Regions from separate parts of the Mus musculus genome. Here region 2 is linked to region 1. Evidence: chromatin contacts called from ENCODE Hi-C data. All regions are on one chromosome and are shown on one strand. Each heading gives the region's core, a stretch centred on a gene start or an enhancer-like site at or near the end of the contact. The rest is flanking DNA. Distances are from core to core; before and after follow the strand shown. Region 1 holds the start of Bcl2a1c (B cell leukemia/lymphoma 2 related protein A1c). Region 2 holds the start of Crtap (cartilage associated protein).

What was found. A loop is a pair of places that touch in the nucleus more often than their neighbours do.
Region 2: a loop to region 1 is called in a map of mouse trophoblast stem cell, with 2.8 times the contacts of the local background. The contact joins the promoter of Crtap here to the promoter of Bcl2a1c in region 1. A Hi-C loop is called at or near these places in 11 of 37 maps with a recorded cell type or tissue (CH12.LX, T-helper 17 cell, T-helper 2 cell and 4 more).

The regions. Positions count from the first base shown.
Region 1 is chr9:114,324,666-114,331,497 of GRCm38, reverse strand. Bcl2a1c (B cell leukemia/lymphoma 2 related protein A1c) reads right to left here and starts at 1,363. Exons shown (of 1, transcript NM_007535.2): 1 at 920-1,363. The coding sequence starts at 1,342. The coding sequence ends at 956.
Region 2 is chr9:114,385,895-114,392,923 of GRCm38, reverse strand. It overlaps Crtap (cartilage associated protein), which reads left to right and starts at 2,212. Exons shown (of 7, transcript NM_019922.2): 1 at 2,212-2,792; 2 at 6,573-6,722. The coding sequence starts at 2,325.

The DNA of each region.
Region 1 (6,832 bases), core at 114-2,613:
GGTCCTATTATCTTTCTTTCCATGGTTCCAGAATGGGCACTTCCATGTATAGCCCAGATACCAATTTGTAAAATATTTCCCAGAAAGACTAACCATGAAGCTAAGGATACAGTACACTGAGAAAACATATACTCAGACCACATTAGGCTCTAGATTTGATCCCTAGTGACTTTGTGGGGGAGTCTGGTTAGCTACACATGATAGTGTGCTAAGAAAATGGAAAAAAGTATGTAAGTAATGAATGTACAAAAGCATACACATAGTTGACTATTACTATACAATGAAGTACATATGACAGTATTTAATACCAGCTCTTTCTGTACTAGTTCTCAATTGTCATGGGAAACTCTAGCAAAAGGCAGGCGCTTGGGGATCTTCACTGCTGATATTGAAGATATGGTTTTAAAAAATATGGTGCTGTTCTTAAGCCCAGACCTCACAGCTAGAATTAAAGCTGGAAACACAAATGTTCTCCAGCTATAAAAAGAAGGGGGGGTAGTGGGCTGGAGAGATGGCTCAGCAGTTTAGAGCACTGACTGCTCTTTCAGAGGTCCTGAGTGCAATTCCCAGCAGCCACATGTTTGGTTCACAATCATCTGTAATGGGATCTCATACCCTCTTCAGATGTGTTTGAAGACAGTGGCAGTGTACTCACATACATAAAATAAATGTATAATCTTATTTAAAAAGCCTAAAAAAAAACATTTCCAGTAGAAGCCATTGGAAATGACCCAGGGGATTTTTGTTTAGTTTAATTTTAACTCAGAGTATCTAAAAATAAGGCATACAAACAGAGTGAAGTCCTTTGATTGTTACTTTCTTGTTTGTTTTAATTAGTAAGGAAACTCTTCATTCTTATTCTTCAGTAGAATATATATATATATATATATATATATATATATATATAGTCATCACACATACCCAGTCTCCATTCTGCCATATCCATTCTCCTGTGTTATTCATGATGAATTCTGCCCCAAAACTGGAAACTTGTTTGTAAGCACGTACATCCAGGGCAATCTGCTCTTGTGGAAGTTTTTTTGAGGAGAACACCCCCAAAGGCAAATATAGTCACAATCCTTCCCCAATTAATGATGCCATTTTCAAACTCTTTTTCCATCACTTGGTTGAATATTATTCTGGTGGTATCTATGGATTCCACGTGAAAGTCATCCAAGTATGACTTTAGGTTCTTTCCAACTTCCTTCTGAACGGAGAAAGCAACTCTTTGTAGCACTCTGAATGCTTGGCTTGGAGCCGACTCAAAGGCGGGTACCTGTAGCACATACTGAAGGTAGTGCTCAGCCAGGGAGTGGATATGCATGAGCTCGTACTCAGCCATCTTCCCTGGCAGAGCTGACTGCAGCTGTCCACCTAGAGGCCACGGAGGCAAAGACTGCAAAGACAGGTCTTGTCAGGGGAGGAACCCTAATCATATCTGGAGGCTGTTGGAATTTCTGTTTGCATCATGTCACAGCGTCCTTCCTTCTCGTCACTTATGTGCGTGGGCGGTCTGTGAAAGCCAAAGTTCGGTCCATGAAGGAGGAAAATGTCTTAGAGCAACACACCACTTCCTCTTCCTCTTCTCATTCAGTTTAAAAGTCAAAAATGAGAGGATGTGGAGAAACAAGATCCCTGTAAGTGGCTGGGAACTAGAGGCCCTTCAAAGTCACTCTGGCAGTAGTACACTTAAGAAGTAGATAGACCAGGTTGAGAAGAGAAAAAGTTAGCTCTTTTCATCAAGTTATAATTTCTGATAGAAAACAATCCGGCTTTAAACCCAACTCAGTACGTACTTCATTTTAAGTATTCATTTATTTTTTTCTTTGTATTTGCCTGAGAGTATGTATATGTATCTCGTGCATGAATACCCACAGAACTGAGAAGAGGGTGTCGGATCCCTTAGAACATGAGTAACAGGCATCCTGGTGCAGGTGCTGGGACTAAACCTGGGATCCCCTGAAACAGCAGCAAGTGTTCTTAATTCCTGAGTTACTCACCTCTCTAGTCCTTAAAACATTTTCTTATATCACATACATTATTCATTATCTGGGTTAGAAATCATGGGAAACACTAGGAGTACTGACATAAGAGTCATAGTGCCTTGTCTCCGTTGTAGACAAATCCTTCTTCCTGTTTATTGTGGCTTTGGCTTGAACTTGAAAAACGAAGCCAACGAGACTGACTTTAGATGCGTGGGGTGAAACTAAAGATGACCTAAATACTGCTCCTGTTACTGTGTCTGTGAGATATAGGTGCTTCATGATGCTCCTCTTCATTCTGCCATGAAGGAATGAGGATTTGGCTTCTCAGTTACCCCCAGACCCAGTGAGTACAGAACTTCCAGAGTCCACAATTTGAAGTTAAGAGAAAATATATCATTTTGTTGAGCTTTGATAAGCAACTCTGAGAGCTTAGTGGAGATTATGAAATCAGTGGTTAAGGCAACATTGAAACTTTGAATTGCATCTTAAGTCCCCTCACCTAAGTATGTAGCAGTGAAAGCAGCTGCTGAATGCATGGAGATGAGGAGCTATGTTTGCCTGAAGAGTCAGTGGTGGAGAAATGGAAATAATTCACATCCTTGGAAATAGCAACTGTTTCCTCTTCCCGTTTCCTTCTTCATACATGCAACGACTTTGATTCTTTGCATCAGCATCTTATGAGCAATGGCAAACACAGAAGAGTAATTCATTTACGACTTGTATTTATGAACCATTACTATAAAGTTGAGAAGGGAGGGAGAGAGGCTGCTCAGAGTGCTATGAAATAGAAACTTGTGGTAGATGTGGAGATGTGGAAACACACAACAGTTATTGATTCAAAGCTAGCCAACCTGTCTTAAACCTACCACCAACTGCATTAGAGGCCACAGGTCCCACTGCCTGTTTCCATTCAGTGATAGCAAGGCAGGACTCTGAAGCCACACTCCCATACAAGCCAATGTCCTCAGAAGGAAACCAGTTATACAAGTTTCTGCAACATGTAGATTATATAAACCTGCTTTCTGAGTGCTTTCCAACCCCATTTCCCCCCACTTCTCTTCCTCACAAGGGTCTGTCCTGAGTTACTCTCTTGCAGCTTGCCAGTTTCTTGTGGCTCCCTCCCTCCTGCCCTCCCCTTGGCTCTTCTTCTCATATCTACTTAACACAGAGTTTTCTTTTTGGAGTTTCCATACAGAACAGACAGCTCATGGTTCTAGAGCCACCGCAGTTCTCTAATATCTTACCGTGCAAAAGTCCTCTATGACTATTTCTGTTAGCTCACAGATCACAAGGCCAGAACTCCTTTCTGGCCTCTAATGGTATTTGAGCATCCTAGGAACCACCACAATGATAGGACGATGGTTTTTCCCCATCCAGTCCTGTGATGCTCAGAATTACTGACAAAATAATCAAAGAATGTGGAGTAAGAATTTCAACAGTCTTCTGTGGTCAGGGGTACCTTTTCCATATCTTCTTCTCGTTCTACCTATTGCCTTAAGTCTGGACCCAGGAAAACAAATAGCTGGTCTTTGTTGAATAGTTGAAATACACTAAAGTCAAAACTAGGTCCAACTATATTTTGGTTTTATATTTCCGAAATATTTGTCCAAAAAGGAGCTACCTCTAATTAAAAAAAATCTTGGCCTTACTTCATTTATTTTGGAGAGTTTACGAATAATTATATTTTAAAGATAGATGAAAGAGAAAAAGAAATATACCATATACATACCACCATTAAAAATTATATATCAATAAAGTGCAAAAGGTCTGGGGCCGAATAGTACCCAGAGGGCAATGTGGATAAGAAGCAAGAAGCTGACCAGAAAGCATGGCTGAAGACATGGAAAATATCCCCCACTATGACTGCAGCAGTGGCCATGAATCTTCATTTCTGGATAAGTTGATATGTAGAATTTTGTATAAAATAGAACCTATATCAATACACTCTGAGCAGGTCCACCATAATATGTGGGAACTGAAAATCATGTTTATTATATCACTTTATAATTGCACACCAAAGAACAATGTACCAGAACTATGTTGTGTACTAGATAGATAGATAGACCACCAACACCAATACCAACAAAAAAAAAATCTTACAAATTTTTCTCAGTCCAGAAAAAAACTATAGTTATTATACATACTATACTATAGTCCAAGGATTTGCTGAATGAAATAATTAGAAGAGGTCCCTCTAGAAGGTTCAAATATAGAGATACTTCCTGAACGACGAACTATGATGGTCCTAGACTGAGGCCATGTAACTGTTCTGAAGCTCTGAGTTGTGTCCATTGTAAATTAGGTGGGGCAGCCTGATTGGAGAGAGAGATGATGGGAGAAGAATTGCCAATGTTTCCATATTTTAAAAGTCCTTTGGTCTAGGGTCTGGGATTTATCATAGCATGCTTGCCTGGGGTCAATCTCAGCAGCACAAATACAGAATGAAAATGACTGTGGCCTGACAAGCCTTTCTTTGTGGTTATTTTATCCAGAGGTTTCTAGTGTAGAAGCATGGCAGCCTAGCCAAGACTCAAGGAGCTGCTGTGACTGCCATGAGAACAAGAATAATTTGTGTTGTGTAATAACGAATTAATAACGAATTAATTTTTTATTAGTGTGTAAATTCTTGTGTATTTTCATTGCACTTGCAAAAGTACTCCTATGTTCAGTTATGTATCCTTATAATAATCCACTCTCTCAATACTCAAGGTTTAAAATAGTAATTGTGTGTGCATGTGTCCCTGACATTTGACAGGATTCAATAGTGCTAACTGCTGTTTGTTCCTTAATGTCTAGGATTTGACTGAAATGACTCAAAACAGTTTGAGCTCTTTTTTATTCTGAACAAGAAGAAGCAATAGATGTAGAAAACAAGAGAAGAGAAAGAACTCCAAGACTGAAAGAACTCCATCCCGTATCCAGAGTGATGCAAGCTGCAGCACAACATAAGTAACTTTCAAGAGAAACTACTGAGGTCAACTTCTCTTTTCCCCAAAGGACTAGTCTGAAAATTTTCTGGGCTTTCTGTTGCTTCCTTGGAGGTGGCATAGCATTGGGGGTTTGTGTGAGGAGGCTCTCACCCTGCTTGGCTCTTTCACTCTTCTGATTTTAGCATAACTACTTCCCTATTCTGAAGCCCTAAACAATGGAAATTGACTGTTGAGAAGAATAACCTTTACTTATATAAAACGAGGACATGACCACTCCAAAATGTAGTTGAGAAGTTTTCAACTGTAGATTCAAGGGAAGAGTACAACCAGAGGTATCTGGAAGAGTCCAAAGCAGGAAGAAAAAAGTAATAGACTAAACAGGATCAGTAGACAGAACTGGACCATAGGGGGAGGGGAATTGAGAAAAAAAAAAAGCAAAGACAAGAGAGGACCAAGGGAGGGAACCAAGAACCAAGAGAGCAAAAAGAGAGTGCGTGGATGAAATGGCAGGGCTATATAGTAGTGAGAAGCTGGGGAGAGGGAAGCCCATGAGCTGGAGAAGTTTAGGGTAAGGGGTGGGAAGTTTAGGGTAATGAGCTGAGAATCATGGGGTGAGCCATGAACTCTGTAACAAATACTTGCAATGCTGAGAGAGGCTGGAGGCCAGAATGGTTTTTGGTATGCTAATGGTTAGCCATTTGTCCTCAGTTTCTTTTGGATCTGACATATTAACATAGATGGAACACAAAAAAGTGAGACGAATAAGCAATAAGGGCATCTATGACCTCTTTCAGTCTTGTGGGGGTCAGGCTTCATGGTCAGAAACATTCACTGGAGACAAACCAATTCTCCCAGTATCCTGTTTGTTTGTTTGTTTTTGTTTTGCTTTAAAAAAACAACAAAATGTAGAGGCTCACTGTGACAAGGTTCCTAGTAGAAGGTACATTTCTCAAGAAGGAGACTAAGCTCTAAGTTATCCTATGACCCAAATACAAGCAGTTCCCCTAATTTCCTTCCTATATTCAGGAGAAGGCTCCAGAGGATTCCAGAGAGACCCAACTAGGTGTGAACACAGTGGATGGATGGATGGATGGATGGATGGATGGATGGATGGATGGAGGATGGATAGATGGATGGATGAATAGATACCCAACAAAGCAGAGAAGTGCCAAACAACCTGATTAATGGGTAGTCTAAGGATAGAGAGGCACTAGGAGATGAAAGGAGAAAGGATGGAACAGAAATCAAGGAACAGAAAGCCAGGGGAGAGATTATCATTAAGGATAGTCCATGAATGCTACAGTGTCAGGACTCATTCAGGAAGAAGTTAAAAACCAGCAGGTGATCTTTCTGAGATGTGTCCACCTTGGATTATAATTCAGGATAGATTTGCTCTGGTAGGTAAAGCCCAGGAGAAATCCATTTTAGGAAAGATTTTTGCTATTGGTATGGTTTTCCTGTTATTATTAAATATATATAACAATCACTAGGTATTATCCCACCTTTTTGAGCAGATCTCTGCAGAAAAACAAAGATGTACTGTCTTATAGTGATGCTATATAGACAGATGATTTCATAATCCTTAATGATGATCTTATAAGAATTCCTAAAATTATATTAGTAATTATTAAGCTCTTTAATAGTGGGACTGCTATTAGGTTCTCTCTGATAATCAAAACTGCATTGAGAACTCTGCCAGTCTTTAGTGTCACTAATTGCTTCTGAGATAGCAAGCAGGCATCTACTACTCAGAGCATGTTCCAAAAGGTTGTAAAACCATTAATCGAAAGTCATAAAAAGGGAACTAATGATTTACTATAGATGCTAGGGCAGAAGATAAAATATTGACTGGCTTTATCTATACAAAACTTTAGTAATACCTTGGTCACAAAAGTTGTGGTTTTTAGCTCTCCATGA
Region 2 (7,029 bases), core at 963-3,462, 61 kb before region 1:
GCTCTGCGTCAGTGCCTGCCTCCAGATTCCTGCCTTGGCTGCTGCTGCTGGACTGTGACCTGCAAGCCAAATAAACTATTTTATGTACAAGTTGCCTTTGGCCATGATGTTTTAACGCAGCTACATAATGTAGGTCAGACAAATACCCACCCTCCCTAGTTCTGAGAACCAAACCCAGGACCTCGCACATATTAGGTAAGTACTCAGCCATTTTTTACAATTTTAATTTTTTAAAAGCTTGCGTCCAGAGGTATTTTGCTTGCCTGGTGTACCACACATGGGCCTGGTGGTTACAGAGGCCAGAAGAGGGAATCGAATGCCCGGAAATAGAGTCACATGAGGTGGTGAGGCACCATGTGCATGCTGAGAATCGAACCCAAGATCTCTGGGAGGGAAGACTGTTCTTAACCACTGAGCCATCTCTGCAGCTTTGTTTTTTGTTTTTGTTTTTGTTTTTTTGAGACAAGGTTTCTCTGTGTAGCCCTGGCTGTCCTGGAACTCACTCTGTAGACCAGGCTGGCCTCGAACTCAGAAATCTGCCTGCCTCTGCCTCCAGAGTGCTGGGATTAAAGGCGTACGCCACCTAGCCCGGCTGTTAATTAGTATTTGAGATAAGGTATGGCCATAACAAATACAAGAAGACCAACTACTGGTTGCTCTCATTTACAGAGAAGGTGCTTGATTTATTCAGATTTTTTAAAAAAAGATTTATTTATTATATGTAAGTACACTGTAGCTGTCCTCAGATACTCCAGAAGAGCGCATCAGATTTCGTTACGGATGGTTTGTGAGCCACCATGTGGTTGCTGGGAATTGAACTCAGGATCTCTGGAGGAGCAGTCAGTGCTCTTAACCACTGAGCCATCTCTCCAGCCCTTATTCAGATTTCTGATATCTCCAATTCTAATCTTACAGTCATATGATCTAATATTAATCCCAACGCCCATCCATTTATTGAATAGCACAGTAAATACAGTATTGAAAAGGAATGAGGAATTCTTGTTGTAATAAATCCTTTACAGGAACCTCCCCAAGAACCTGGTTTTCCTGGCCTCCTGACCGGGAACCGCACCCAGGTACCACAGCACGGGTGTGGAGGTCAAACATTGACGTGGAGGAGCCGATTCTGTTTTCCCAAAGTGTCCTGAGATTGAACTCAGGTCATCAGGCTTGGTACCAAGTGCCTTTAGCAGCTAATCTCGGAAGTTCTAAATACCTTCTGTTTTTGTTTGTTTGTTTTAGACAAGGTCTCATTGTGTAGCCTAGGCTGCTCCGGAACTCAGAGACTCACTGCTTCTGCCTTCTAAAAGTGCTGGGATCAAAGGTGAGCCAGTCAGCTTCTAAGTTTTACAAAAGGGTATGTGTATATGTATGTGTGTGTATATATATATATATATATATATATATATATATATATATATATATATACATACATACATACATACATATTTTACAAAAGGGTATGTGTATATGTATGTATGTATATATATATAGTTTTGAATTCTATCCCTATACCTTTGCTGTAAACTATTTCAAAGTGTACAGAATTTTTTTTTTCAAGACAGGGTTTCTCTGTGTAGCCTTGGCTGTCCTGGAACTCACTCTGTAGACCAGGCTGGCCTCGAACTCAGAGATCCGCCTGCCTCTGCCTCCCGAGTGCTGGGATTAAAGGCGTGCGCCACCACGCCCAGCTCAGAATTTTTTTCTTAATGCTGTCTTCATCATATAGCTCAGGTAAATTCCTCCAGCATCCTAAGACGTAATATATCCTCAACTAGACAAGTCACACGATATTCAAGGAGCCACCGGTATTCTTACTAATTTTATCCATGCAACATCCTCTAAAACCTTAGGTCAATAGCATTGCTATTCAAAGTGTGAAGCCTGTAAACCCGCAGCCTATTATTTATGGCAGGCTTAGCGATGTAAATTTGAAATAAATTTGAACTATAGTGGGAGTTTAAGGCTAATCTGGGCTACAGCTAGGAGACCGAGTCGAAAACTAAAACGCACCCCAACCAGGATGTGGTGAACCAGAAATTAGGCGTGCGCGGCCCATACATTCTTAAAGTGATTATAAACTTTCTTTCCTGTCAAAGATGGGAGTTCCACGCACCGCAGGCTGGCCTGGAATTCACTTGGGTCCTACCCCTCCACCTTTCAGAGGCAAAGGCTGAGCACCTCCTCCAGGCACGCCCATCTCGGTCCCCCGGCGAGGAGGTCTGCCGGACGGGGCGGGCCACGGCCCGCTTCCCCGCCTCCCTTCCTAGGCCTGCCGCGTCGCGCGTCCTCAGCTCGGGGCTCTGGTTCGTGGGCCACGCGCGATGGGGCCCCGCAGCCCTACGGCCGCGTTGCTGGTGCTGCTGTGTGTCGGGTGCGCGCCGACCCCCGGGCGCGGGCAGTACGAGCGCTACAGCTTCCGCAGCTTCCCGCGGGACGAGCTGATGCCGCTCGAGTCGGCCTACCGCCACGCGCTCGACCAGTACAGCGGCGAGCACTGGGCCGAGAGCGTGGGCTACCTGGAGGTGAGCCTGCGGCTGCACCGTCTGCTGCGCGACAGCGAGGCCTTCTGCCACCGCAACTGCAGCGCGGCCACGCCAGCACCCGCGCCCGCCGGCCCGGCCAGCCACGCCGAACTACGCCTCTTCGGCAGCGTGCTGCGCCGCGCGCAGTGCCTCAAGCGCTGCAAGCAGGGCCTGCCCGCCTTCCGCCAGTCGCAGCCCAGCCGCTCAGTGCTGGCGGACTTTCAGCAGCGCGAGCCCTACAAGTTTCTGCAGTTCGCCTACTTCAAGGTAAGGGCACTCGCCCCACCCCGAACCCCGCCCTGCCAAACCCCGCCCACTCTACCGAGCCGCTCTCTGTCGAGCCCAGGTCGCCGCCCCCGAGCCCCGCCCACAGAACCCCTTCCGGCTGATCCGGTCTAGCCGACCCCAGCTCCCAAACCACTTCTGCCCTATCCCAATCCCCCCAGCAAGCCTGCAGTCCAGTTGAGCCTCGCCCACCCAGGCCCCGCCAATCACATCTCCTGTCCTGTGTCCAGGACCATCCCCCTCTGCACAATCACCCTCCCTCAAAATTTGTCCTACCGAACAGGGTCCAATCTTGCCCCACCCTCCCTTGTGAGCGCTCACCAGCAGCATCCCATATTGGGCCTCCCTTGGGCCACTTCTCTAGGTCTAGCCCCACCAAGCCCAAGGCTCAGCCCTGCCACTCAACCTCGAGCATCATTCCTTTATCCTTTGATTTTTTTTTTCTCATTTATATTTTTATGTGCGTGCGTGCTGTGTGAAATCTGTGTGCCTGTGTCTGTGTGTATACCATGTCATACGTGTGTGGATGCCTATGGAGGCCAGAAGAGGGCAGCAGATCCCTTGGAGCTGAAATTAGAGGTGATTGTGAGCCACCCAGTGTAACCTGAGTACAGGGAACAGAGAGAACTTTGGGTCCTCTGCAAGGGCAGGACGTGCCCTTATCCACTGAGCTATGGCTCCAGTCCCCTTCACCCAGGTTCTGCCACAGAGCTCTGCTAAAGCTCTCCAAATCCCGCCCTTCCTCCTTCATCTTGAGCATAAAAATTATTTTCTCTCACTCTCTCTTTTTTTCCTCATGTAACCTGGGCTGGCTTCAGAACTGCTATATAGTGGAGGCTGATGGTGAATTCTTTATCCTCCTGCCTGCATACCTCCTGCATGCTCCACCCCTCCCAGCTCCTGTGAAAATTGTTTGCAGCCTGTGCTGAGGTAGCAAATATGCCACAGGGCCCCAGCAGAGTACTTGGAACTGGAAGGAGGGCTTTGTAAATGCGGCCTGCTCTTTGAGGGGCAAACTCCTCTGCTCAGGGAAGTGTGTGCAGATCCCAGGTTCATCTCTGCTCCCTCTCTCTGTCTCTGTCTCCCTCTGTCATCTAGAATTTAAGACAGATCATTTACTGCCTCTTCTCTTTGGCTGCTTAAATTCTGCCTGTGATTGCTTGCTAAAAATAGCCACAAATTGCAGCTCCCTGCCCTCTAAGTCCTTGCTCTGGGAGGTTTGAATTCCCAGTTGCTGGACAGAAGGGTGTCAGCTTGTTGGGCCTTCACGGGGCTGAGGCAGAGAGAGAACTCTCAAAACCCAATTTCTACTTTTTCTGGTTAAGAAAAAAAAATTTTTTTTTTGCTTTTATTAATTTAATCAATGTGTGTGCACAAGTGGGCACACAGTGTGCACGAGTGAAGGTCAGAGGACAGTTTGTGGAGTCTGTTGTCTCCTAGCACGTGGGCTCCAGGCGTCGATCTTAGTCATCCGGCTTGGTGGCAAGCACCTTTATGCACTGAGCCATCTTGCTGGCCCTCCTCTTCCTCAGTGCTCTTCCTCGGTGCCTAGATCAAGTCTCAGGTCATTGGCTGCCTGCAAAGCCTTCCCTTCTCTCCAACTGCCAGCTCAGGTTTTCCTCACAAGTCCAACCAGCCAGAGGCCACCTCCTGCCATTCTCCGGGCATCAGCCTTGACACCTGCCCTCTCCAGCCTCCCCGCCTTGCCACATGAAAGCCACCATTGAATCCAGATGACTTGGCTCAAGTTTAGGGGCATTCAGGGACAGATTGACGCCTCTCTTAATACCTTATTCTCAAGAATTTGATGTGGCTTACATGCTTGTCTCTCTGTCTGTCTGTCTGTCTGTCTGTCTGTCTGTCTGTCTCTGTTTCTCATTCTGTGTGTGTGTGGTGTGTGTGTGTGTGTATCTCTCTCTTTAAACCTAGTCACCATCCCTGTCTTAGAGTGCTCCTTCAGGAAGGCTGACAGGGGCCTTGGATGCCTGAGTGGTTGAGGCCCTTCTGACTGCCAGATTGTGCCAGGATTCTGTCAAAATGTGGGGCCTCAGGCTGCCGTCCTCTCGGGGAGCCTGGTGCATCACACCTGTCTGCCTGCGTTGGTTACTTCTCTCCTTACTGTGACCCAGTGCCCAGAGCTAACTTAAGGAAGGAAGAAGGTGGGCTGGTGAGCTGGCTCAGTGGTTAAGAGCGCCGACTGCTCTTCCAAAAGTCCTGAGTTCAAATCCCAGCAACCACATGGTGGCTCACAACCATCCATAACGAAATCTGATGCTCTCTTCTGGAGTGTCTGAAGACAGCTACAGTGTACTTACATATAATAAATAAAAAGATTTAAAAAAAAAAAGGAAGGAAGAAGGCTCACAGTTTGCAGGTACCGTTGGTCATCAAGGGCAGGTCAAGGCAGCCGGAGCAGGGGGTGGCTGGCCACATTGTACCCCAGCCCCACATTCCCAGTCAGGAAGCAGAGAGAGATGGATGCTGGTTCTTAGTTGAATTTCTCTTTGTTAAGCAGTCTGGGAAGCCAGTGGGCAGATAATCCCGACTGAAACTTTAGATAGTTCCTTTCAGGTATGCTGAGTGACTCGTGTCCTGGGTGGTTCTGCATCTAGACCCCATCAAGTCGGGAATGGGGATTTATTATCACACTGCTTTGTAAGGTCCCCCCACCCCCAGCATGCCTGTCCTGTTTGAGATCGTCTGTGTTCCTGCTATTTCTAGTCAGGTGGCCAGCACTAAACCCAGGGTCATGGCCCCTGAAGCTCCTACAGCAGCAATATGGGTGAACTGACTGTCACCAGCCTGCTTCCTGGAAACAGTGCCCACTGATAGACGATGCTCCACAAATATCTGCGGGGGAGATGAGTCAGAGGGACCAGAGTCCCTGAGAATGGAGGCAGAGGGTTCTGAGAGAGTTCTGCAAGCATTAATGTGTTGGCCAAGGTTCCGCCAGAAAAGATAACATGAGGAAGATTTATTAAGACAGTTGTTTATAGAAGCGTGCAGGGGTACACACGGGATCTTCTAATCCCTAGCACTAGGGCCACTCAGGGGTACCCAGCCCTTGGCCAGAAGGAGCAGGGGAGTAAGTTGGGAGGAGTGACCACATGGAGCAGGCCATCTTGACAGGATCCGAGACCTTCAGTTTGGGAACAGTCAGGGGTCGCCGTAGGAAGAAAGTCAGAAGATGAAACAGACCACAGCCTCCTTTTAGCTCCCCACTGGGCTCCTCATGGCTAACCTCTGAGCCAGCCAGAGGGCCTGGGGTTTGCTGGAAACGCCACCCTCCTGGGGCTTAGATGGTGCAGGCAGTGGAAGGTAGGCAGGAAAGGCACTCAGGGCTGGCCCAGGTCTTGAGAGGCCTTGAAAAGTCATTGCTCTCGTAACTGGAAATGTCATCTAAGTAAAGAGGGAACCGAAGGGCTCCCTGAGGAGGCTGGTGCCCTAGCTCAGCTGGTAGAGTAATTGCCTGGCATGCAGCAGGCTTTGGGCCCCATCAGTGTATGAGACTGGCTCTATTCACGCATGCCTGTGATCCCAACACTTGGGGAGATAAAGGCAGGAGGGTCAGAAGTTCAAGGTCATTATCAGCCTTGAGGCTAGCCCAAGCTACGTAGGAGTGGGTTAAGAAAGGAAGGAAGGAAGGAAGGAAGGAAGGAAGGAAGGAAAGGAGGGAGGGAAGGAAGGGAGAGAGGGAGAGACATTGCTGAAATGAAATTCCAGTTACAAAGCTCAGTGTCTGACTGGAAACTGTGCACTTAGGCCAATGACCTCCCGAAGGCCATCGCTGCGGCTCACACCTATCTCCTGAAGCATCCAGATGACGAGATGATGAAGAGAAACATGGAGTATTATAAGAGCTTGCCTGGAGCCGAGGACCACATTAAAGACTTGGAAACCAAGTCGTACGAGGTACACCACTCTGGCTTTACCCCGAAGTTGGTGTGGGACTCTGGGAGCAACTTTTTTTTTTAATTATATTCTACTTTGTGTGTGTGTGTGTGTGTGTGTGTGTGTGTGTGACATACCCCTTGTGTGGCAGCCAGAGGAGAATTTGTAGTTCTCCTTTGTGACCGTGTGGGTCTGGGGGATTGGATTCACGTTGTCATACTTGGTGGCAGGTGCTCTCACCCACTGAGCTATCCTCCTGGCCAGTGTGCTGACATCTAAAGAATGTTGTGATATTTTCAGTGATATTTGCTGAATTATGACAATAGGA